Linked DNA regions of Homo sapiens: region 2 is linked to region 1. Evidence: read pairs that join two places in POLR2A ChIA-PET (ENCODE). Cell type or tissue: GM12878. All regions are shown on one strand. Each heading gives the region's core, and the rest is flanking DNA. Links, peaks and the distances in the headings are about the cores only. Region 1 overlaps MBD2 (methyl-CpG binding domain protein 2). Region 2 overlaps MBD2 (methyl-CpG binding domain protein 2).

The links. Peaks named below come from ENCODE experiments on the same cell type or tissue, not always from the same donor. Only the 100,000 strongest peaks of a DNase experiment are listed, where the experiment ranks them.
Region 2: POLR2A ChIA-PET joins it to region 1 with 10 read pairs; 3 of 35 experiments call an interaction of 5 or more read pairs at or near these places.

What each region holds. Positions count from the first base shown.
Region 1 is chr18:54,205,872-54,213,871 of GRCh38, forward strand. The region is part of intron 1 of MBD2 (methyl-CpG binding domain protein 2); the gene reads right to left. Among named protein-coding and RNA genes, the nearest start is that of SNORA37, 13 kb to the right of the region's middle. RefSeq lists a silencer at 2,775-2,975 and enhancers at 3,846-3,895, 3,986-4,325. In GM12878, for the core only: no CTCF peak of the experiment used is centred there; a DNase peak (open chromatin) is centred at 4,030; H3K4me3 peaks cover 2,744 bases; H3K27ac peaks cover 5,308 bases.
Region 2 is chr18:54,134,840-54,151,819 of GRCh38, forward strand. MBD2 (methyl-CpG binding domain protein 2) reads right to left here. Exons shown (of 7, transcript NM_003927.5): 7 at 16,767-16,980. Among named protein-coding and RNA genes, the nearest start is that of SNORA37, 79 kb to the right of the region's middle. In GM12878, for the core only: no CTCF peak of the experiment used is centred there; a DNase peak (open chromatin) is centred at 12,852; H3K27ac peaks cover 1,635 bases.

The DNA.
Region 1 (8,000 bases), core at 1-8,000:
CATATACAACTACGCCAGCAATAATCAGAAAAAACTTGAGAACAAATTCTTCTCAAGTCAGCAACCCTTGTTTAAAACACACACATACACACACACACACACACACACACACAAATATGTGGAATCTATGTGATATCTGAGCTACCAATTTGGGCTCATAACACTCACAATAAAAAAATTCTTACATCTTGACAATATTTAAATGCTCTCTAATACTACTGAAATGAGAAAACTAGAGCAAATATTTGTGAACATGCTTGTACAATGCTGACCTGAGTTTTGTTAGCCAAACTCCTCCCTTAGGGAAGCATATGAAGAATAATTTACTTCTTGTAAGTAATACTGCCAAAGCTGGAAAGTTACAAAAGTGCCAGAATTATACGGAGGACTAGTCTTTCCTAAAAAATTTTTTTCCTGTGTGGCATTAATCTGTAAGAAAGTTTTTATAGGAATAATGCCCCAAAGTGTTACCTAATAAATTTTCTGAACTAAATAAATGTGCTAGAACAAAGTCAGTGTGATATGTCACAAGAAAATTGTGAGAATTGTAGAATACTTCTCAAAGAAGCCAATGTGTCACATTTAGAACTTAACCTTGCACCAAGTGACCACAATAAAAGAAAAATAACTCATAGGAAGATAAAAGGAAAAAGGCTGAAAAACCAAGCAATAAATATTCTCTTGGAACAAGAAAACTTCTATCTGGGTCAAATACACAGCAATACACCCCGGACTTGTCACAAACTCTTTGGTATTCTGTCCCACCACACTTCAAGATAACTGAAGATGCTATCAACATTCTTTTTCCACAACCACATGACTTAAGTATTCGTGAAACACAATTCAAGGTATAGAGTTCAGCAGGCAGATGAAAATAACAACCAGTAACAACAAGAACAATACAAGAAAAAACCAGAGGAAAGAGTACAGGATTCTACACAAGCAAAGCTCAACTCCAACTCTAACCTAGACTTCCAGAATACTCGGTATCACAAAATAAAATAGCAAGTCACTCGCAATATTGTCCGAAACTTGAACCATCTCTGCCCACCAGAGTTCCACCCCAAAACCTGATCTTCTATATTCCGCACCTGTGTCAGTGGCGCTGCTGTCCACTTAGTGCTTTATTCTCCAAGCTAGAAGGCCACATCACAATCTTTCAGCGCCCCCATGTCTCAGCCACACATCCAGTACCAAGTTCTAAATGTTCAAGCTCCTCAATGTTGACAAAAAAGCTTCACCTCCTTAATAAGTCATCGAAAGCTTTATATCTGTTATATAATTTTTCCCAGACTCTTTTCCCACCAGCTTTGGTAGCCTACATTCCAAACTCTAAATCACCAAAATATGCCATATACCTTTGAATCTTCCAGTCATGTCTTTCCAGATGGAAGGAGGAGCACAGCAACATCCTGCCTATCAAAAAGCTATTAAATCCTCCAAGCCCAGCTAAAATATCCTCCACCTCAACTAGGAAGTCTTCTGGGATTCTTCAATTCAAGTCAGAAATAATCTACTACCACTCGAAATTCTATTTTCATTACAATATTTCCTATATATTTCCTTGCTGAGTCAAACAACAATGCCACTCTTAAACTTCAAACACCATTATAGGCTAGCACTGAACAAGGTAACTTTCTGAGAGCAAAAAACGTTATCAGTTCAATACTAAAGGATGTAGTTTTCATTTGCAGACACAATGGGATAAATATTATTGTTTATTTAAAAGTTATATGGCAAAGAATTTTTAAAACTAAGCTAGAAAATATTTTCATGATTAATGTGTTTTACCACATAAGAAATAAAGTATTACTAATGACCTAAATTAATATGAAAAATTAGTAACATTACTCTGCCATTATGTCACTTATAAAATGCTGCAATAGCCAGGCGCAGTGGTTCATGCCTGTAATCCCAGCACTTTGGGAGGCCGAGGCGGGCAGATCACGAGGTCAGAAGATCGAGACCATCCTGGCTAACACGGTGAAACCCCGTCTCTACTAAAAATACAAAAAAATTAGCCGGGCGTGGTGGCGGGCGCCTGTAGTCCCAGCTACTCAGGAGGCTGAGGCAGGAGAATAACATGAACCCAGGAGGCGGAGCTTGCAGTGAGCTGAGATCGCACCACTGCACTCCAGCCTGGGCGACAGATCGAGAGTCTGTCTCAAAAAACAACAACAAAAAACAACAACAACAACAAAAAGCTGCAATAGCCATATGGTCCTTATTATCAGATATCAGATACTCAAGTTATTGGTAAACGACATTCTGATAAACTAGTTAACATACCACAAAAAAATGAAAACACAAAATCCACAAAATAAAAATGACAATTCTGTGGCCAGGCACGGTGGCTCATGCCTGTAATCCCAGCACTTTGGGAGGCCAAGGCAGGCAGATCACCTGAGTTCGGGAGTTTGCGACCAGCCTGACCAACATGGAGAAAACCCATCTCTACTAAAAATACAAAATTAGCCAGGCGTTGTGACGCATGCCTCTAACCCCAGCTACTCGGGAGGCTGAGGCAGGAGAATCGCTTGAACCCAGGAGACAGACGTTGCGGCAAGCCGAGATGGCGCCACTACACTCCAGCCTGGGCAACGAGCAAAACTCTGTCTCAATAAAATAAAATAAAATGACAATTCTCAATCAGCTGTCTCTCACATAGATCTCTTTTGTGCAATAAAAAACAGCTCTAGAGTAGACACCTTATTTCAACAAATTCATTTTCCAGAAGATGAAATACTCAGGCAGTAACTCTTACCAAAAAGATAAGCATACTGTTCTTAGCTTATGGCTTAGAGACAAATAGGAAGCTATTTATGAGGGAATCAATTGACAAACTTCACAAATTAAACCTGCAATAAGTAGTTCCTTATCTTAAAGTTGAAATGTCAGTTATCCACTGCAGCTGAAAACATAATAGAGCCTCACCACAATGTTCCTCTACAGAACAAAACTCATTAGAGACCAGTTCATTTTAGATCTCTCCCCCAAATCAAGATAATTTGAACTCAATTAAAAGGCTATACTCACGAAATGTGATCACTTATGTTTATCATCTAGATTAGCAGTTCATCAGCAGTTTAACACGGCTTCATATTATTTCTATTGTTTATTAATTTTAAAAATGAAATGGGGGGCCAGGCACGGTGGCTCACACCTGTAATCCCAGCACTTTGGGAGGCCAAGGAGGGCGGATTGCCCGAGCTCAGGAGTTTGAGACCAGCCTGGGCAACACGGTGAAACCCCATCTCTAATAAAATACAAAAAAATTAGCCCAGCGTGGCGGCGTGCGCCCGTAATCCCTGCTACTTGGGGAGGCTGAGGCAGTAGAATTGCTTGAACCTGGGAGGCGGAGGTTGCAGTGAGCTGAGATTGTGCCACTGCACTCCAGCCTGGGCAACAGAGTGAGACTCCATCTCCAAAAAAAAAAAAAAAAAAAAAAAGGAAGGTATTTATTATAAACAAAAAGGCTAGACATCCTTTACTAATAAACTAAGTTGGCAATGAAGGAAAAAAGGTAGAAGTTTTAACTATTAGCATATCCAAAAGAAAGCTGGAATATTCACTAGTAACCAGTAAATTCTTATTCATAATGAATAACCATTTCCTGTTTTACAGATGGAATTCTATGAAACATCTGTATTGGATAGCTACAAGTATCTATCATATATACTGCTGCCTTCAGAAAACAGTAGTACAAGCCATTTTCTTCTCCGTAACTGCTACAGTCTGTCTGTGGTGCTTTAAGGAAAGTCAACCTGGCTGCCCCAGGGGATTTTAGGCCAGAGACTTTACTCTTCAGGAGGTGAAAGCAAACATGGAGGAGGGCAAGGCCCAAGGGAATGATTAAGTAGGAATTCTGCCCATGAGATGAGATACAGACCATCTGTACAGTAGCAAACTGACCCTGGGAGAGGCAAACTGAGGAAATAAATGCTAGATGAACAAAAAGACTGTCACCTAAGTTCTAGTCTTACCCAAAGTGATTAAGTTTAATCACCTGTCTACCCTCAATAATGGCTGCTGTAGGTCCTGGTCTCAGAAACACCAAGACTTAAAGTGACTAAGCTTTTATTTTAAAAGCATCAATTTGTAACTTAGGGAAGTTCAAAAACTCTAGAAGACTGAGTGAAGGATATTAGTCATTTTCAGTTCTCTCTGCCCATTATGATTACTTCTAATCCCAGTAATGAAATACTATTTCACTTTCAACCACAAAAAAAAATTCCCTACCAACTGCCCCCTAGATATGCCATTCCTGAACCAACTGTGATCACACCTTTAACTTCTTCTACCCACTATTTAAATAAACTCTGAAAAAAGCCCTGAAGAAACATACTAATTAAATGAAAATCAAAACATGAATTGTATTTTTCCAGTTCACATAGGAACATTTCATCACTTAAAAATAAAAATAAAATAACAAAAAAAAAGTAATTGAAACCAGAAATACTCAGATTACGCTCACTTTAATTTAGTGGTACTCATATTTTGTCGCACTGTGAACTTACCTGTAATTACCATTACCTGAGCTAGACAACTATAATATGCCCTGCCAGTCTATGACATAAAATTACATCTCCAGAAGACCTGCTGCCTGCATGTGAAACTGTACTCTGAAATCACCGCTCTAATATAGCAGAAGATACCTTTTCTTGTTTCTTTGATAACATGGATAATCATAATGTTCAGTCAAACCATTATGAGGCCAGGGCTCTAAATAAACACAAGTCTATTTTCAAATCAATTTCTAACATGATGGGGGTAGCAGTCACCAGACTGGAGTAAGATGAAATGGCCTGTGAGTGACAAGGGGTGTCACAGATGGCAGATGGCTAGCTAGATAGCTAAACAGCATGTTCAGAGGCACATCACTTCCCATCAGTATCAGGAAATACTTTATGGGGAATAATAAAAATCTCCACACTAAAAATTCTGTAAGCTATAGCACTGGAAATGTTTGAGACTAAAAGAAACATCAACTTTCTATTTTTTTTTTTTTTTTTTTTTTTGAGACAGAGTCTCGCTCTGTCGCCCAGGCTGGAGTGCAGTGGCGGGATCTCGGCTCACTGCAAGCTCCGCCTCCCGGGTTCACGCCATTCTCCTGCCTCAGCCTCCCAAGTAGCTGGGACTACAGGCGCCCGCCACTACGCCCGGCTAATTTTTTGTATTTTTAGTAGAGACGGGGTTTCACCGTTTTAGCCGGGATGGTCTCGATCTCCTGACCTCGTGATCCGCCCGCCTCGGCCTCCCAAAGTGCTGGGATTACAGACGTGAGCCACCGCGCCCGGCCAACTTTCTATTTTTTAAAATCTCTTTAAATGTTAACACTTACTTCTCACTTACAACAGTAAGTATTCAACGAAACATTTCCCTAACTTTAAATAACAATTTTCTTCAGAAATCAAACTTCATCTGAGACTAAAAACATGAAATTAGAATTATTGTTTTGTACTTAGATACAAAACAATCAGAAACCCGCCAAATTAAAAGAATGTATATTATTGCTATACACACACACACACACACACACACACGCACACACGCAAGCACGCACGAGAAAAATCTACCTAAGTCAGCTCCCTGTACCTCCTTAACTCCTTTCCCCTTAATCTTTAAATGTAGGCCTTTCCTACAATGCACCATCCTCAGCACTCCTCTACAGCTTGTCCCTGATAGATTTTATCTGCTCTTATTTTATTCATATCTCCCATGTCTGATCACTTCCTAAGTGATCACCTTTAAACACAGCCTTCCTTTCCATTGCCACTGCCCAAATCAAGTCTGCATCACCTCAGGTCTAAATCACTATGATAAGCTAACTTTGCTCGTCTCTTTGCATTCTACACTATCCACATAGCCCTTCCTAAAACACCACTTTGACAACAGCTCTGGCTTAACAGCTTTCAGTGGACTTTTACCCCATAAGCAAAAAAGCCAAACATCTTAGGCTTGCATTTTAGATCCTTTTTCCTATGGCCTCCTTTTTTTTTTTTGAGACAGAGTCTCGCACTGTAGCCCAGGCTGGAGTGCAATGGCACAATCTCAGCTCACTGCAACCTCCGTCTCCTGCCTTCAAGCGATTCTCCTGCCTCAGCCTCCCAAGTAGCTGGGATTACAGGCGCCTGCCACCAAACCCAGCTAATTTTTTTCTATTTTTAGTAGAGACGGGGTTTCACTATGTTGGTCCTATGGCCTCCTCTTAACCTTTCAACCCTACTTTCCACTCTTACCTAGTGACCTTTGCTCCAGCCATATTGGTTTAATCACTCTATTCTGAATAGTCTAAATGGCTTCTACAGTTCTTTGCAAGCACCATGTCTTCTACTTGGTCCATAATGCATGATGCTACCCCTAGTCTCCAAGAGCCCAGAAATACCAATCCACCTTATATACTACCTCTTCCACAAAGCCTTCACAGAACCCAGTAATAGGAATTTTCTTTCCTCTGAACCCATATAGTAATTATTGCCTATGTTAGGCAAATAATCATGAACTGCCTGTTGGCCTCATTCTAGCTTTGAAACACTGAGTTCTGCACTGGTAGAAATTTTCACAAGTTACATCTTCTCAAATAGCATATTGAATACTTATTTATGAATGAACTTACTTGACGTCAGATTTCCTTCAAATAATGAAGGTTGGGTCAGGAGTAGTAAATTGGGATGGGGATGAAATAAGATTGACTATGTGTTGACAAATTGTTTAAGCTGGGTAGTTCCCACTACTTTTGTATGTATGAATGAAAATTTCTCTATTTTGTTTAAACATTAAGTATGCTAGCTGAAGATTTCCCCCCAAAATAGGAAAGCTTTAAAAAAAAAATATCAAGACTCTGGGCAAGTCAATTTGAGCATTAAAGAATTTGCTGGTTGGGCAAAGTGGCTCACACCTGTAATTCCAGTACTTTGGGAAGCCGAGGCGGACAGATCACTTAAGCCATGAGTTCAAGACAAGCCTGGGCAAAAAAGGCGAAACTCAGTCTCTACAAAAAAAACACAAAAATTAGCCGAGCATGGTGGCACGTGCCTGTAGTCCCAGCTACTCAGGAGGCTGAGGTGAGAGGATTGCTTGAGCCTGGGAGGTTGAAGCTGCAGTGAGCCATGACCACATCACTGCACTCCAGCCTGGGCAACAGAGCAAGACCCTGTCTCAAAAAAAAAAAAATTCCTTGGCAGTGGGGATGGGTGGGGAAGGATTATGGGGGCGGGGGGGGGGATTATTTTTAAAGTATAAGGAAAAAATTTATTAGAGTAAATTACTATAGCTAATAGTATTATCTCTATTTCACGGATCCCTAAGCCCTAGCCCTGGCCACTGACCGTGGCCCGTTAAGAACCGGGAGGTACAGCAGGAGACGAGCATTACAGCCTGAGCTCTGCCTCGTGTCAGATCAGTGGCAGCTTTAGATTCTCATAGGAGCATGAACCCTACTGTGAACTGTACATGCGAGGGATCTAGGTTGCATGCTCCTTATGAGAATCTAACTAATGCCTGATGATCAGAGGTGGATCAGTTTCATCTCAAAACCATTCGGGATCCATGGAAAAACCGTCTTCCATGAAACCGGTCCCTGGTGCCGAAAAAGTTGGGGACCACTGCTCTGTATCATTTGTTTAAAAAATTAAAAACCAGGGTATGCCACTAAAATGCGAAAAAATGAATTTATGTAGAATTCTACCTAGTCTCATCCTTAAGGCATTTGCTTTCTGAGAAAGGAAAAAAGAAAAATACTGGTTATTTTGGTTGAATTGGGGACTAGACACTGCTACGACACTGTCAGAAATTAAGTATGTTTGGGAATTATTTCAAAATATAACTAGGGGGAACGGGGTGAATACAGATAAAGCAAGACTGGCCAGGAGCTGGTAACTGTTGAAACTGGATGACTATATAGGGATTCATTATACTTTTCCATCTATTTTTGCCTATGTCTGAACTTTTCCATAATTACAAGTGTGTGTATGTAGGTATATGTGTGTGTGTATACACAT
Region 2 (16,980 bases), core at 5,320-13,319, 66 kb before region 1:
CTCCAGCCTGGGAGACAGAGTCAGACTGTTTCAAAAAGAAAGAAAGAAAGAAAGAAAGAAAGAAAGAAAGAAAGAAAGAAAGAAAGAAAGAAAGAAAGAAAGAAAGAAAGAAAGAAAGAAAGAAAGAAAGAAAGAGAAAGAAGGAAGGAAGGAAGGAAGGAAGGAAGGAAGGAAGGAAGGAAGGAAGGAAGGAAGGAAGGAAGGAAGGGAAAGAAAGAAAGAAAAGAAAGAAAGAAAGAAAGAAAGAAAGAAAGAAAGAAAGAAAGAAAGAAAGAAAGAAAGAAAGAAAAAGGAAAGAAGAGGAAAGAAATGGTTCCCCATCCTAGAAATGGTTCTCTTTGATGTAGCCTGGGCAATTATTACATACCGGCTCTGTAAAGAAATCACGACAAAATGTCTGAGTATGGTAAACTTGAATAGGACCTCAGAAGAGTTATTTTAGAAATTTAGCAGTAACTTTTTAACGCCTGCTTCACGGAACACATTTCATTTTAAGTATTTCACTGACATTGATGAATGAGCTTGCAATGCTCATCTTAAATTTTCTTGAATACAAACAATTCAGAAACTGGTTTGCACATATTTTTTATATTATTTTTAGAAAGAATGTAGCATTCAGGAAAGACATTAAATTGATGACTTATTCCCAAGAGGACAGAAAGTTTCCCATTTACCCTGCCTGGTTCATTAACTCTGCTTGGCCCATCTGAACCTGAGCTATCTGGACAGCTAGGAAAAAAATGAAGGTAATGAGGCTGCCTCCCCAACCAAAGGCTAGAAAAAGTGAAGCATTAAAGAAACACAGCAAAGATGCAAAATGCTAAAGAAGCAATATTTTCTAACATATCTAAATGTGGCTGCTTTCACCATGGGACTAGCAAAGATGCAAAATGCTAAAGAAGCAATATTTTCTAACATCTAAATGTGGCTTCTCTCACCATGAGACTATTCCTTTATTTTCTTTCAATCTTTGACGCAAGGTTTTGTTTTTGCTTTTTTTTAATCATCATTTTTCCTTATCATTTCCTGTATATATGAGTATGGTCCCATCTATACATTTTAAAATAGGGAATAAGGAATATATATGTATGTATTTCTATCATAAGCCACATTTTCTCACCTTTCTCATTCTTTCCTCATTCCCAGTTCCCCTACTGCTCTCAAACTCTCCATTCACCACTTAATAGAGGTTATTTTACTTCTCTCAATTCTGGAGATTTTACAATAATTGTTGCCAAAAAGGTTGTTCTCTCCCTTTAACACAATCTGTCTTGCTCTAGGATCGTGGTGGTTCCCCAGTGCCATTATTTCTGCAAATATACTAACCTGACCCACACAGACAGAATTGAGAGGTGAAGATGGTGTCCTGTGTGGACCCTGGCACCACACTGCTGGGGTTCAAGCTCTGTCTGCGGCCCACCAGCTGAGTGGCCCTGCTGAAGGTCCTCTAGGACTCAGTTCTCTCATCTGCAAAATTAGGATAGTAATCTCTCTCTTGTAGGGTTACTGTGAGTTTAAATTGAGATCATGTATATCTGGTGTTATTGTTATTACAGTTGACCCTTGAACAACATGGGTTTGAACAGTGCTGGTCCACTTACATGCAGGTTTTCTTCTGCCTCTACCACCCTTGAGATGGCAAGAGCAACCCTTCCTTTTCCCCCTCCTCCTCAGCTTACCCAATGTGAAAACAATGAGGAAGAAGGACTTTATAATGATGCACTTCCACTTATTGAATAGTAAATGTTTTCTCTTCTTTATGATTTTAATAACATTTTCTTTTCTCTAGCTTACTTTATCACAAGAATGCAGCATATAATACATTTAACATACATCATATGCATTAATTGACTGTTTATGTTATTGACAAGGGTTCCAGTCAACAGCAGGCTATTAGTAGTTGAGTTTTGGGGAAGCTGAAAGTTATGTGCAGATTTTTGGCTGTGCACATTATTCCAGGGCCAACTATATTTCATGAGCTAGGCTCTGGAAGTTCACCAATTCAGTAAGGACTGATTAACATTTTCTATGGAAGCAAAAATGGATTGTGGTAAGAAACAAGAAAGTAGTATTTATCCTGGATGTATCTTACCTATGTAATTTCCCAGGCAGGAAGGGCAGTCATTGCAGGACATTCTCTCCCTTTTCCAATGTGGCCCCCTAATTGATCACAAGAGTGACTCTGGGTTCTTGCCTCCTGTATCTCTCCCCCTTCTCATCTGTTTCTTCACACAGGGTTCTAAAAGTAGTTGCATCTTTTGATAGCACATCACTGAATCAAACTGAGAGTTATTTCCTGTGCTCACTAGTTCAGCCTGCCAATTTTTCATTATTTAGGATTACTACAGATGATGAAATCAGATTTCACCTTTTCTTCTTCAGGAATTAACCAAAAATTGTCCCACAACTTTCCAAGAAAACACAGAAATTAGTCTGTCATCAAGAAAGGAAAGAAATTAAAACTGAAATGTATGTAGTAAGGAAGATGCTATTATGACTTATAAGTTCCACATTTAGACTACCATAGCCAAGATCTACCTGGAAAGTCTGCCTTTTCTCAGAGCTTGAGGAGGGTCATATTACCATATTATTTTTATAATATGGTAAAATATACATAATATAGAATTAAGTAGATTCACATTGTTATACAACCATCACCACCATTCATCTCAAGAATGTTTTCATCTTCCCCAACTGAAACTTAGTACTCATTAAACATTAACTTTCTTAATATCCCTTTCCCTAAGCCCCTGGCAATCACCATTCTGTTTTCTCTGATAAACGATAAATGAGAAAGGCAACATACCCTTTTCCGGCCAGATCTGCTGAATCTATCCTGCAGATTTGTGGTATGGTAGATGTTGCAGCCAGATGTGTAGCCTCCTATCCACATTTGTTTAATAGTATGATAGCCAAAGAAATTCTGATCTCTAAGGATGAAAGTCACTAAGATAAGAAAAAGGTCACTCAAAAATACTACAGAAATGTGGAAATAAATATCAGAATTAAGTTATAGTTCCGTAAGAATATCATTAGCATTATACTATATTGTTTCCTTTTTCTCTTTAGCCCCACAAAGATTGTGATTACCAGGCAAATCACATCCCCGTATTATCTTGGGTTAGGCCAGAGGATAAAAATGATGTCCAACTCATTATCTAACATAACTATCTTATTTTTATTTTTATAATATGGTAAAATATACATAATATAGAATTCACAGTTTTAACAATTTTTAAGTGTACAGTTCAGTGGCATTAAGTACATTCACATTGTGGTACAACCATCACCAACATTCATCTCGAGAATGTTTTCATCTTCCCCAACTGAAACTTAGTATTCATTAAATATAACTTTCTTAATATCCCTTTCCCTAAGCCCCTGGCAATCACCATTCTATTTTCTCTCTCTATGAATGTAACTATTCCAGATCTCTCAAGCAAGTAGAATTATACATTATTTGTCTTATTGTGACTGGTAGATATGGTTTGGTTCTGTGTCCCCACCCAAATCTCATGTTGAATTGTAATCTCCAATGTTGGGGGAGGGACCTGGTGGAAGGTGATTGGATCACAAGGGTGGATTTCCCCCTTGCTGTTCTCATGACAGTGAGTTCTCATGAGATCTGGTTGTTTAAAAGTGTGTACCGCATCCCTGTTTGCTCACTCTGTTTCCTGCTGCCATGTGAAAATGTGCTTGCTTCCCCTTTGCCCTTCTGAGCCATGATTGTAAGCTTCCTGAGACTTCCTAGCCATGCTTTCTGTACAGCCTGCAGAACAGTGAGTCTATTAAACCTCTTTTCTTTATAAATTACCCAGTCTCAAATAGTTCTTTACAGAAGTGTGAGAATGGACTAATACAAAAAAATGGTACCAGAAAAGTAGGGTGTTGCTATAAAGATACCTGAAAATGTGGAAGCAACTTTGGAACTGGGTAATGGGCAGAGATTGGAACAGTTTGGAGGGCTTATAAGAAGACAGAAAGATAAGGGAAAGTTTGGAACTGTCTAGAGACTTGTTGAATGGTTGTGACCAAAATGCTCATAGTGATAGGGACAGTGAAGTTCAGGTTGAGGTCTCAGATGAAGATGAGAAACTTATTGAGAACTGAAGTAAAAGTCACTCTTGGTATGCTTTAGCAAAGAGACTGGTGACATTGTGCCCCTGCTATACAGATCTGTGGAACTTTGAACTTGAGAGAGATGATTTAGGATTTCTGGCAGAAGAATATTCTAAGCAGCAAAGCATTCAAGGTGTTACCTGGCTGCTTCTGATAGTCTATGCTCATATGTGTGAACAAAGAGATTATCTGGAACTGGAACTTATGTTTAAAAGGGAAGCAGAGCATAAAGTTTCAGAAAATTTGCTGCCTGACCATATGCAAGAAAAGTAAAACCCATTTTCCAGGGAGAAATTCAAGCCAGCTGGAGAAATTTGCATAAGTAAAGAGGAGCCGAATGTTAATAGCCAAGATAATGAGGAAAATGACTCCAAGGAATTTCAGAGACCTTTGTGGCAGCCCCACCTATCACAGGCCCAGAGGCCTAGGAGGGAATAGTTGTTTCATGGGCCATGCCCAGGGCCCCGCTGATCTGTGGCCTGGACATGGCACCCTGTGTCCCAGCTGCTCCAGCTCCAGCCATGGCTAAAAGAGGCCAAGGTACAGCTTGGGCTGTTGTTTCAGAGGGTGCAAGCCTCAAGCCTCAGTAGCTTCCACGTGGTGTTGGGCATGCAGGTACATAAAAGGCAAGAGTTCAGGTTTGAAAACTTCTGCCTAGATTTCAGAGTATGTATGGAAATGCCTGGATGTCCAGGCAGAAGTCTGCTGCAGGGGCAGAACCCTCATGGAGAACCTCTACTAGAGCAGTGCAGAGGGGAAATATGGTATATGAACCCCCACACAGAGTCTCCATTGGGACACTGCCTAATGGAGCTGTGAGAAGAAGGCCACTGTCCTCCATACCCTAAAATGGTAGATCCACCAACAACCTGCACCCTGTGCCTGGAAAAGCCACAGGCATTCAATGCCAGCCCATGAAAGCAGCCACAGGGGCTGTACCCTGCAGAGTCACAAAGGCAGAGCTTCCCCAGACCTTGGGAGCCCACCCATTGCATCAGTGTGCCCTGGATGTGACACATTGAGTCAAAGGAGATTATTTTAAAGCTTTAAGATTTAGTGACTCCCCTGCTGGGTTTCAGACTTGCACTGGGCCTGTAGCTCCTTTGTTTTGGCCAATTTCTCCACTTTGGAATGGGAGCATTTACCAAATGCCTGTATCCCCATTGTATCTTGGAAGTATCTAACTTGTTTCTTATTTTACAGGCTCCTAGGCAAAAGAAATTTGTCTCAAATGAGACTTTGGACCTGAACTTTTGGGTTAGTGCTGGAATGAGTTAAGACTTTGGGATATTATTGGGAAGACATGATTGTGTTTTGAAATGTGAGAAGGACATGAGATTTGGGAAGGGCCAGAGGCAGAATAATAGAATTTGGCTCTGTGTCCCCACACAAACCTCATGTTGAATTGTAATTCCCAATGTTGGGGAAGGGACCTGGCAGGAGGTAATTGGATCATAGGGGTGAATTTTCCCCTGGCTGTTCTCATGATAGTGAGTGATTTCTCATGAGATATTGTTGTTTAAAAGAGTTTACCACTTCCCTCTTCATGCTCTCTCTCTCCTGCCACCAGATGAAGATATGCTTGCTTCCTCTTTGCCCTTCCACCATAATTGTAAGTTTCCTGAGGTCTGGCATCCATGCTTCCTGTAGGGCCTGCAGAACCATGAATCAATTAAACCTCTTTTCTCTTACCAGTGTCAGGTGGTTCTTTATAGCAGTGTGAGAACAAATATGCCAGCTTTGTTCCATCTAACAGTTATTAAAGTAAGCAATAAGTGCTTTCTGGTGATATAGACTGGCCATTCATTCAAAAAATATCTGGTCTCCTCTATGCCAAGAACTGTGGGAAATAAAAGACATTGCTTAGTCACTACAATCTGGTTATGAAGATGAGACAAAGCAATAGGATTGGTTAGGAATAAGACTGCATAGAATAACAACCCCAAATGACCGTAACCAACTGCCAGAATGTGGGATACAGACAACTGATGTCATGAACAGCAGAGGTGAGAAAAGATCAAAGTTGACTGGAGTAAGGGTGAAGCAATTTATAAAGAAAGGGCCTTAAAGAATTGATTATATTTCTGTAGAACTAAAGGGGAAAGAACTGGGGACAAGAACAAGAGCAAAACCAACATTAGTGGAAAGACAAGGACAGAAGATGAGCCTAACAGGGTGTGCAGGTTACTCAGTGTGGCCCCTTGTCCCAACCCATCTTTCTCTGACTTGCCCTGTGTTCCAGAAAGCTGGGCTCTACACACATGCCTTCTGGCTTCCTGTTCGGTTCTTGGTGTGGCTGGTCTCTGAATGTTTAACAAGCATTTGATTCAAACACTGCCAACACCTATGAAAATAATCCCTTCACTGAGTTCCTTCCTTGAGTAACATTTAGTTAATCTGTTCGAGGGTGGCATCAATTTCCTGCCAGGCTTTGACTATTATGCTGGGATATGTGTTGCATCTGTAGAGTATTTTACATTTTCATGATTGCATACAGCACAATCTTGAGCATATATTGAGGTGAATGAATGCAGTTCTCTGAAGCAAAAAACACAATGGTTAAAAACAGAGCAATTGCGTCATTTGTGCCTTTGACCTACATTGAATTTGGAACTTCATTATGTACAGGATATAAGCCTTCTCTTGTATTTGATTCTCCCAACAACAAAAAAATTTCAAAATGTGTCAAGGTTATCAATCTTTGCTATTAGAACAGAATGAAGTATTATCCTTCAACAGGTGAAAGGATAACAATGGATTTTAAAAATCTATGGCAATAAAATAATAAACTCTTGATATGTGAATTATTCTCAATGTATTATGTTAAGTGAAAGAAGCCAGACCCATAAGTCTACATACTGCATAATTCCATTTATACAACATTCTGGAAAAGGCAAAACTATAGAAACAGAGAACAAATCAGTGGCTGACAACAGATCAGGGTAAAGAAGGTGTTGACTATGAAGGAGTATCACTAAGGAATTTGGGGAGGTGATAAAATAGCTCTGTGTAATTACGGCAGTGGATTCTATTCATTTGTCAACACTCAGAACTGCACATCAAAAAGGCTAAATTTTAATGTATATTTTTTTTTAAATAAACTCAAGTTTCGTTTTAAACCAGAATGGGGTGGGGCTATTGTCTCTCACTCCAGACAGAGCTCCAGTTCCTGTCTTCACTGCTCTATGTTCTCTGCTCATATATGGCCCTGTGACCTGAAGGTATTGGGAGATCCCTAAGTCAAACACCAGGATCCCTGGAAGCCAGGAAATGAAGCTGTTGACATTATGTGGCCATAGAATTCTCTCTGGAGAAGTGGAAATTCCTCGACCCTGCTCAGCAAAATTTGTATAGGGATGTGATGTTAGAGAACTATGGAAACTTGTTCTCCATTGGCCTCACTGTCTCTAAGCCAGGTTTGATCACCTGCCTAGAGCAAAGAATAGAGCCCTGGAATGTGACAAGACATGAGACAGTAGTCAAACATTCAGCTATGTCTTCTCATTTGACCCAAGATCTTTAGCCAGAGCAATGCACAAAAGATTCATTAAAAAAAAAATACCAATACTGAGAAGGTATGGAAACTGTGGTGGTCATTATAATTTACACTTAAGGAAAGACTCATGATATAGTATGGCTCTGTGTCCCCACCCAGATCTCATCTTGAATTGTAATCTGAATTGCTATCCCCAGGTGTCAAGGGAGGGACCTTGTGGGAGGTGAGTGAATCATGGGGATGGTTTCCCCCATGCTGTTCTTGCGATAGTGAGTTCTCACAAGATCTGTTGGTTGTTTAAGTGTTTGACAGTTCCTCCTTCACATGCTTTCTCACCTGCTGCCATGTAAGACGTGCCTGCTTCTCCTTCTGCCATGATTGTAGGTTTGCTGATGCCTCCTCAGCCATGCGGAACTCTGAGTCAATTAAACCTCTTTTCTTTATAAATTTCCCAGTCTTGGGCAGTTCTTTTATAGCAGTGTGAAAATAGACTAATACAACTGGGAAAGTTTATAATGACTGTACTGATTTACATCCACACCAACAGTGTGCAAGCATTCTCCTTCTCCAAATCTTTGCCAGCATTTGTTATTTTTTGCCTTTTTAATAATAGTCATTCTAAAAGGAGTGAGTTAATATCTCATAGTGGTTTTCATTTGCCTTTCCTGGATAATTATTAATGTTTCACATTTTTAATATATCTATTTGTCATATGTGTGTCTTCCTTTGAGAAATGCCTAAGCTTTTTCCTTATTTTTAATACATATTTGTTTTTGTTACATAGTTGGTTGAGATTCTTAAATATTTTAGATATTAATTCCTTGTCAGATTCATAATTTGGAAATATTTTTCCCATTCCTAGGTTATCATTCCATTGATTGTATCTAGTGCGGTGCAGAAGTTTTTCAGTTTGAAATAATCTTATTTGTCTGTGTTTACTTCTGTTTCCTGGCATTTTCAGGTTAAATTCAAAAAGTAATTGCCCAAACCAATATCATATTTTCTTTTACCTTATGTTGTCTTCCAGTAGTTTCAGATGTTATATTTAAGTGTTTGATCCATCTTGAGTTGTTTTTTATATGTGGTATGAGACGAGATGAGGGTCTCATTTCTTCGTTCTGCATGTGGATATCCATTTTTTCCCAACACCATTTACTGAAGAGACTGTACTTTAACTATTATGTGTTTTTGTCACCTTTGTCTAAAATCAGTTAGCTGTAAATGCATGGATTTATTTCTGGGCTCTCTATTCTGCTCTATTGTACTATGTGTCTGTTTTTATGCCAATACCATGCAGTTTTGCTTATTATAGCTTTGTAGTATATTTCAAAGTGAAGTACTGTGATGCCTTCAGCTTTACTTTATTTTGCTCAATTATTTGGACTATTCAGTGTTTTTTGTGGTACCATATAAATTGGGTGATTCCTTTTGTATGTGAAGAATGTCATTGTTATTTTGACACTGATTGTATTAAACCTGTAGATCATTTTAGGTAACATAAACATTTTAACAATATTAATTCTACCAATTTATTAATAAAGAACATCTTTCTTTTTGTTTGTCTTTTACTTTTTTTTTTTCCAGACAGAGTCTTGCTCTATCACCCAGGCTGGCATTCAGTGACACAACCGTGGCTCATGCAGCCTAAACCGCCTGGGCTCAAGTAATCCTCCCAACTCAGCCTTCTGAATAGCTGGGACCACAGGTGCATGCCACCATGTCTGCGTAACTTTTAAAATTTTGTAGAGATGAGGTCTCTCTATGTTTCCCAGGCGAGTCTTGAACTTCTGGGCTCAAATGATTCTCCTGCCTTGGTCTCCCAAAATGCTGAGATTACAGGAGTGAGCCACCATGCCCAATCTTTACTTAATTTCTTACCTTAATATTCTTTGGCTTTTAATGTAGAGCTCTTTCACTTTCTTGGTTAAATGTATTTCTAAATATATATTTTATAGCTATGTAGTTGTGATTGTTTCTTGATTTCTTTTTCAGAGAATATGTTCTTACTGTATAGAAATGCTACTGACTTTTGTGTTTTAATTTTGTATCCTGAAAGTTTGCAGAATTTATTAGTTCGAAGTTTTTTGGTGGAGTGTTTAGGATTTTTATTATATAAAATTACATCATCTGCAAAGAAGGACTATTTAACTGTTTCCTTTACAATCTGGATGACTTTGATTTTGTTCTCTAAAGGCTCAGATTTGGACATCCAGTACTATGTCGAACAAAAGTGATGAAAGTGGCCTTCCCTGTCTTGTTATAGCTCTTAGAGAAAAAGCCTTACTTGTTTTTGTTTAGTATGATGTTACCTGTGCATTTGTCATGCATGGTCTGTATTGGGTTGAGGTACATTTGTTCTACACTGAATATACTGAGAGTTATTATCATAAAAGAATGGTAAGTTATGTCAAATACTTTTTCTGAATCTATTTAAATGGTATACTTGGTCCTGAGGTCAGAATTTGGGGAAATGCATCCATACCTAGAGGGGTCCCTGATAGGGCATCACATTTAACATTCTGTGGACATGACCTGTGAGTGTCTGACTCCCAAAAGAGAACTGAGGCCCAGGATTGTCATCTTTGTTCACTGAATTATGCCTAGTTTTTTAAAAAGCAACTGTACAAATTAAGTGCTTAATATATGTGTTGAATAAATGAACCCCAACCAGAAACATAAAAACAAAAATAAAATGGTATGTAGCTTTTCAGGCATGCGGGAACACTTTAGAATTCTCTACCCTCCCCTCCACCCTCCATTCACTTCTGGAGATTGACAGTTACCTGAAAGCCAAAAAGAAATGATCAGACTTCTCCATAGAGCCTTAAAAATAGGTATTTCCTTAAATCGGGTTTTGGCAGTATTGATATTTTCGGGGTGTGTCCTGTGCGTTGCAGGACTTTTAGCAGCATGCCTGGCCTTTATGCACTTGATGTCAATAACTACTGCACTATTCTCCCCTCATTGTGACAACCAAAAATGGTTTACTGTTGTCATGTATTTCCTAGGCAGTCTAAGGCAAAGCTGTCTTAGACTGAGAATCACTGCTTTAGACTAATTTTAAGAACTACTTTGGCCAGGCCCAGAGGCTTATGCCTATAATCCCAACACTTGGGAGGCCAAGGCAGGAGGATGGCTTGAGCTTGGGCAACATAGTGAGACCTCATTTCTATTTAAAAAAAAAGAAATTAGCTGGGCATGGTAGCATGTGCTGGTAGTCCCAGCTACTTGGGAGGCTGAGATGGGAGGATCACTTGAGCCTGGGAAGCCAAGGCTGCAGTGAGCCAAGATCTTGCCACTACACTCTAGCCTGATTGACAGAGCAAGATCCTGTCTCAAAAGAAAAAAAAAAAGAATTACTTTATAGAATTGAATATGCCAAACTATATATGGTGTACTTTATAGGGGTTTAGAAAGTTTTCTAGGGTAATTTTGACTGGGTGGATAGAGAGAGATATTTTTCACCTTGATATATCGACTTTGGAACCTCAGGACTGCCCAGATAATGATGACTTTATTATAGAAATAATATATGTCAAGACTTTGTCTCTTGTCCTATAGCCTCACTGAGTTGGTTTATCTCTTTTATTAGAGTCATAAGATTAGAACCAAAATAGTTCTAATATGGTATAGACAAAAAATGTATTTAAAAAGGTTTAAAACATATTAGAGATAGGAAAGACCTATGGCTTTGTAATTGCTATAATAACTAAGTATTATTGCTGAATTTTAATGGAGATCATTGCCTTTGCTTTCCAGGAGGTAAAGTGTTTGCAAGATTACTCAGTCTATGCCCTTGTTGTATATTCTTGAACTATTTATTTGCTCCATATTAAGGAAAAAGAAAGCAATTATGTCTTAATTATCTTATCTAATTTGTGAAGAAGCACAACAGAGAAATTATCTTGCTTATTTTATGCGATGATTACAAGAAAGTATTCCTACATAGAAAGAATAAAGTTGAAAAACAAAGCGTTAGTGGAATGGCATTAAATGCTAATTGCTCTTAAAATATGATAATTCTAGAATAGCTAAATATTAATTTAATTATCAAGGGAACTTTTCTCAGGGCCACAGTAATAACCAAATTAGTGTTTACTACCAAAATACTTATCACAAAGTATGAAATAAAGAATCTGGCCTTGCCCAAATAAAGAACTAGCCTTTCCCCTCAGTGTCTGGGGGATATTCTAGGTCATATCTGATAAAAGGTGTCTTCTTTTTAGGGTGTGACCTGGTCAGACTGGATTTTAGGGTAGGGCCACATGTGTCAGGGTAGGATCTGACCACTCCAGAAAGATCAACCATGTGAGTTAGGGTGGGGATTTTGTGTTATGCATTCAGTTGACCTGGAGACTGAGTAAAATCGTGTGGGCAGTCAATCAATCATGTCTTAAGCACAGTCCTGGTTAAAAACTCTGAACACCAAAGCTTAGGTGAGTTTTCCTGGTTGGCAATACCCCGTATATATCACACATCAATGCTAGGAGGGTAATGTCTCCTCACTCAATGGGAGGAGGACAATGTGGGCTTTAAGTTTGGAACCCTTGCAGACTGTGTATCTCTCTGGCTAATGTTAACATGTATTCTTTCCCTACAACAAATCATAACCATGAACATAATAATTTTTAGCAAGTCCTGTGAGTCCTTCTAGCAAATTATCAAACTTGAGGGTGGTTGTGCAAGTTTAGGAGATTGCAGTGGTGTCAGAAGTGAGGGTGGTCTTGTGGAAGACTGTGTCCTCCAACTTTGATACTTAACTCATTTGGGAATGAGTTTATGAACTCATGCCCAAATCCATTCTTTTAAGAAGTCATATTCATGTCTTAGAGGAACTTATAACTTAGGTAATATGAGAAGCATTTGAGGAACAGGCAATATGTACTCATATACAAGGTGTCAGGCAGAGTCACGCTACTGAGAAGGGACAGATTGGAGGGAGGAATGCATTTGACAAGGCTTTAGGAAAGAAATGTGATGCTTTTTTTTTTTTTGGCTTAAGTAAAAGATGGGATCTGGAAAAAAAAAAGAAAAGAAAATATAGGGTCCGGACTGATTGTGAGAAAAAAAGAAGCTAATTCTACAGAGAAACCAGTAAAAATGAAAGCACAAAGGTAGGGGAAAGCACAAAAGAATAGCAGGCAGTTTGAGACAGAAGATTGAAGCAGGTGTTGTGGTTGACCCCCTAGCAGCCCCAACACTCCCATATGATGATTAATCTAAGCCATCTGGGGTAATTCCAACCCCCTTTCTCAGCAACTAGTTTAGGAATGGGCGTGTTAACCAATTCTAGCCAATGAGGTACAAGGGAAAGTGTTTGGGGCCTTCTAAAAAGCAGGCATATGGCTGGGTGTGGTGGCTAATACCTGTAATCCCAGCACTTTGGGAAGCTGAGACAGAATTGCTTGAGATCAGGAGTTCAAGACCAACCTGGTCGACATAGCGAGATCCTATCTCTATCATATATTTAAAAGAGTAAATAAATAAATAAATAATAAAAAGCAGGCACAGGAAGACATCTATCTTCTCCTTCTTGCCATTGTCATGTCTGGACACCTGGAAGCATCTTGCTACTGAGCTGAGGCTGAAGTCAATTCACGAAGGAGAGGCCATGATTAGAAGACTACACAGAAGCAAAGCTAGAGCCCTGTGGTTTGCATTAAGAATCTAAAGTAGCCTAGAATTGTCTTTTAGATACATTTAATGTACATTTCCTTATTGTTTAAGCCATCTGAGACTGATAATCTGTTACTTGTAGCTAACAGTATGTGGCAGGCAGAAGGCCCTTTTCCAAAAAATTACCCATGCTCTAATGTCTAGAAATTGTAATCATGTTAGGTTACATGGCTAAAGTGATTCTGCAGATACAATTAAGTTTGCAGATCTCAAAATGGAAAGATTATCTTGGATTATCTGGGTGAGCTTAATCTAATTAAATGAGTTTTTGAAGGAAGAGAACTTTCTCTGGCTGGAGTGAAAGACATGAGGCAGAAGGGGAAGTTGGAGCAATAAGACAAATTGACCTGATTTCTGGCTTTAAAGATTAAGGCAGCTGGCTGGGCATGGTGGCTCATGCCTGTAATCCCAGCACTTTGGGAGGCCGAGGTGGGCGGGTCACCTGAGGTCAGTAGTTCAAGACCAGCCTGGCCAACATAGTGAAACCCCATCTCTACTAAAAATATAAAAATTAGCCAGGCATGGTTGTACGCATGCCTGTAATCCCAGCTACCCAGGAGGCTGAGGCAGGAGAATCACTGGAACCCGGGAGGCAGAGGCTGCAGTGAGCCAAGATCAAGCCACTGCACTCCAGCCTCCAACCTGGATGACAGAGCGAGGCTTTCAAAAAAAAACAAAAACAAAAACAAAAACAAACAAACAAAAACGATGAAAGGAGCCATTAGCCAAGGAATGTGGGCAGCCTCTAGACATTGAGGACAAACCCCGACTAACAGTCAGCAAAAAATCAGGGACCTCAGTCCCACCCTATCACAAAGAAATTTCCCTGAGTAATTTGAATTATCTCCATTCTTTAATTCACACCCATATTTCCTCTTGCCTTTCTACTGATCTTTAATAAAATGGCAATAGAGCCTATGGAATGTCATTTTAAAAAAAGAAGAGGAAGAACAACAACAACAAAGATTGTGACCATTCCTTGAATGAATACAAAGTTCCAGTAAAGTTGAGTGTGTTTCTGACTCACTGAGTAATAATGCATTCACCCTTCCCCCAGCCCTCCACCCCCAGTGTTAAATGTTTTCAGAGTTAGGTGACTAATTCATCCTCTTCTCACAGCAGCTTCTGTAAAACCAAAATCTTGTTTGTTCCAAAAAGCCACATGAGTTTCTTAAAATGAAAGTCATAGTTGGAAGGTTATAGTTTTCTCATTTGTAAAATTATACTAAGTGACTCGGCTCTTGTAGGAGACAGAAGAGAGGAAGAGAAAGGTTTAAAAGAAGGCATTCATTCCCAGTAGCACATTCTACCATGTTGCTATTTGTATCAGTCCCCTCAAGTTTCCAAATGTTTCTGTTTTCTCACAACTAGCTACTGTTGGGTGTAAGGCCTTCGTATGAATCATGCTGTGTTCAACAAGCATATTCTTGCTTGCTATCAACCTCTCCCAACACACACACAATTAACTCCCTGCTTTGGTTCTCTCTCAGTCCAGGGAATATTTATCCAGTCAGCGAAAATCAAGGTAACTCCCCAAGAAGCATATTCCAATACCTAACAATTTACCAGCGTTTTTTGTTTGTTTGTTTTTGGGGGAAGCGGTTGCTCCCATTTATGAAATACATTACCATACGGAGGCCACTCTATTAGGTATTTTGTTAGCATTAATTCATTAAATCAAAATGGAAAGTCATTTGGAGGCTACCAACAAATGCAACAACAACAACAATAACAAATCAAGCTGTAGATGATCTGAATTTGTATGTGACAGCCATTCTGCCTCAAGAGTGGAGTGAAATCACTAGACCAGCCCTCAGTGGTTCATTCTTGGATATACATTCCCCACTGAGAATTCTACAGAAGCTACTGATACTACCCCAGGAGAAAGGCACATCGTCATAAAATTGTGTATGTAATGGCAAGAGTCTGGCAGGCTCCTTGACTCCAGGGGAATATGGACCCCCGATGAGGAGTCCTGCACTGGAGCAGTGGTCTCAAAACTCCTTTGCTAATAAATCCTTTCTGAGACAAAAACGTATTCCCAAATTTATGGATATTTACTTACAAATAATATACATGTACTGTTCTACTAATATGTATATTAAAAAACACTCAAAAATTAGAATCACAATAACATTAGATAAAAACAAATATTAAAAGGTCCCACTCCCAGTGAATGGTTTTACACATGCCCTACATCAGGGGCCCCAAGCCCTGGGCGGCAGCAGGCTCGTACTGATCTTCAGCCTGTTAGGAACAGGGCCACACAGCAGGAGGTGAGCAGGTGAGCAGGCATTCCCGCCTGAGCTCCGCCTCCTCTCAGATCAGCTGTGTCATTAGATTCTCATTGGCGCACAAACTTTACTGTGACTCGCACATGCGAGGGATCTAGATTGCACACTCCTTATGGGAATCTAATGCCTGATGATCTGAGGTGGAATAGTTTCATCTCAGAACCATCACCCCACCCCACCCTGCTCTTTGGAAAAATTGTCTTCCATGAAACCAGTCCCTGGTGCCAAAAAGGTTGGGGACTCTTGCCCCAGGGCCTATGGTCCAGTTGCATCTTGCTGCCAGACTTCTCAGAGGATCAAGTTCATGAGGCAAAAAGCTGAAAGTACTACAAAGAAAACGCTAACCGTCGGATAAAAATAATTCCTAACATTCTGTGATTAAGAAGCTTTACCTATTCTCACCTCTTTTATAAGATAAATAATCCTAGTAAAGATTTCTCAGCAGGGAGGTTTACTGGAAAAGCTTTGACTAGTCACCCACAAAAGGACCAGATCTCCTAGGAAGAATCGCTCTGCTTTCAGGCCACAGTCATACTGTACTTGTTAAACCAAACTGTGTTGCTTTTTGTCAGCTTAAGACCCGAGTGGAGAATAGCATTGGAAGGTTGTGTGGCGTTCTCGAGACAGAAAACCTTTACATTCAAATTTCCCTCTCTGAATCTTATTGGCTAGGATAAGTCATTTAACTTATCTGGGTCTTAGATTCCTTAACTCATAAATGAGGAGAAGAAGAATATGTACATATTACATGGCTTACATGTAGATTAAAATTCAAAGATAACATTAATGGAGGTGAAAGTGTTCCATAAATTATTAAATGCTATATAAATGTGAGGAAATAAAACACTTTTTGTTTTCCCATCATTAAAAGTCAAATAATTGATAAAAGTAACTATTTTCACATAAAATTTGCATGTGCCCTTATAGAGAAAACCAGCATGCAAATTAAAATTTTAAAGCCTACTCCAGATCCTTCGAGTCATGCATTTTGACAGCCTGCTGCTCCAAGTCCAAATCCCACAGCTACTGCTAGCTAATTGGGTTGTAACTGACTGGTGTTCCCTGCCCTACCTGTGAACTTTGGGACCCCACCCCCCAGTCTGATGTCCCCTGTGCCCGAGAAACATGATCCAGAGATGTCCTTCATGGATTAAGTCATTGAAGATGACTTACACAAACAGTTTTAAAGCTTCAAAATTTATTGCTGTACATTTTCTCATAGCATTTACTATGGAAATACTAATAGTGCAAATATTTATTTTGGACTTCATAGCATTTGAGAAATCACAAAGCTTGTTTATATCTTTGCAATTATTTATGAAGATCTATATTATTTTAAAAATCCAAACGAGTAATCTTATATTCAAAGAGATTGTATAACACTCTCTAGATCTC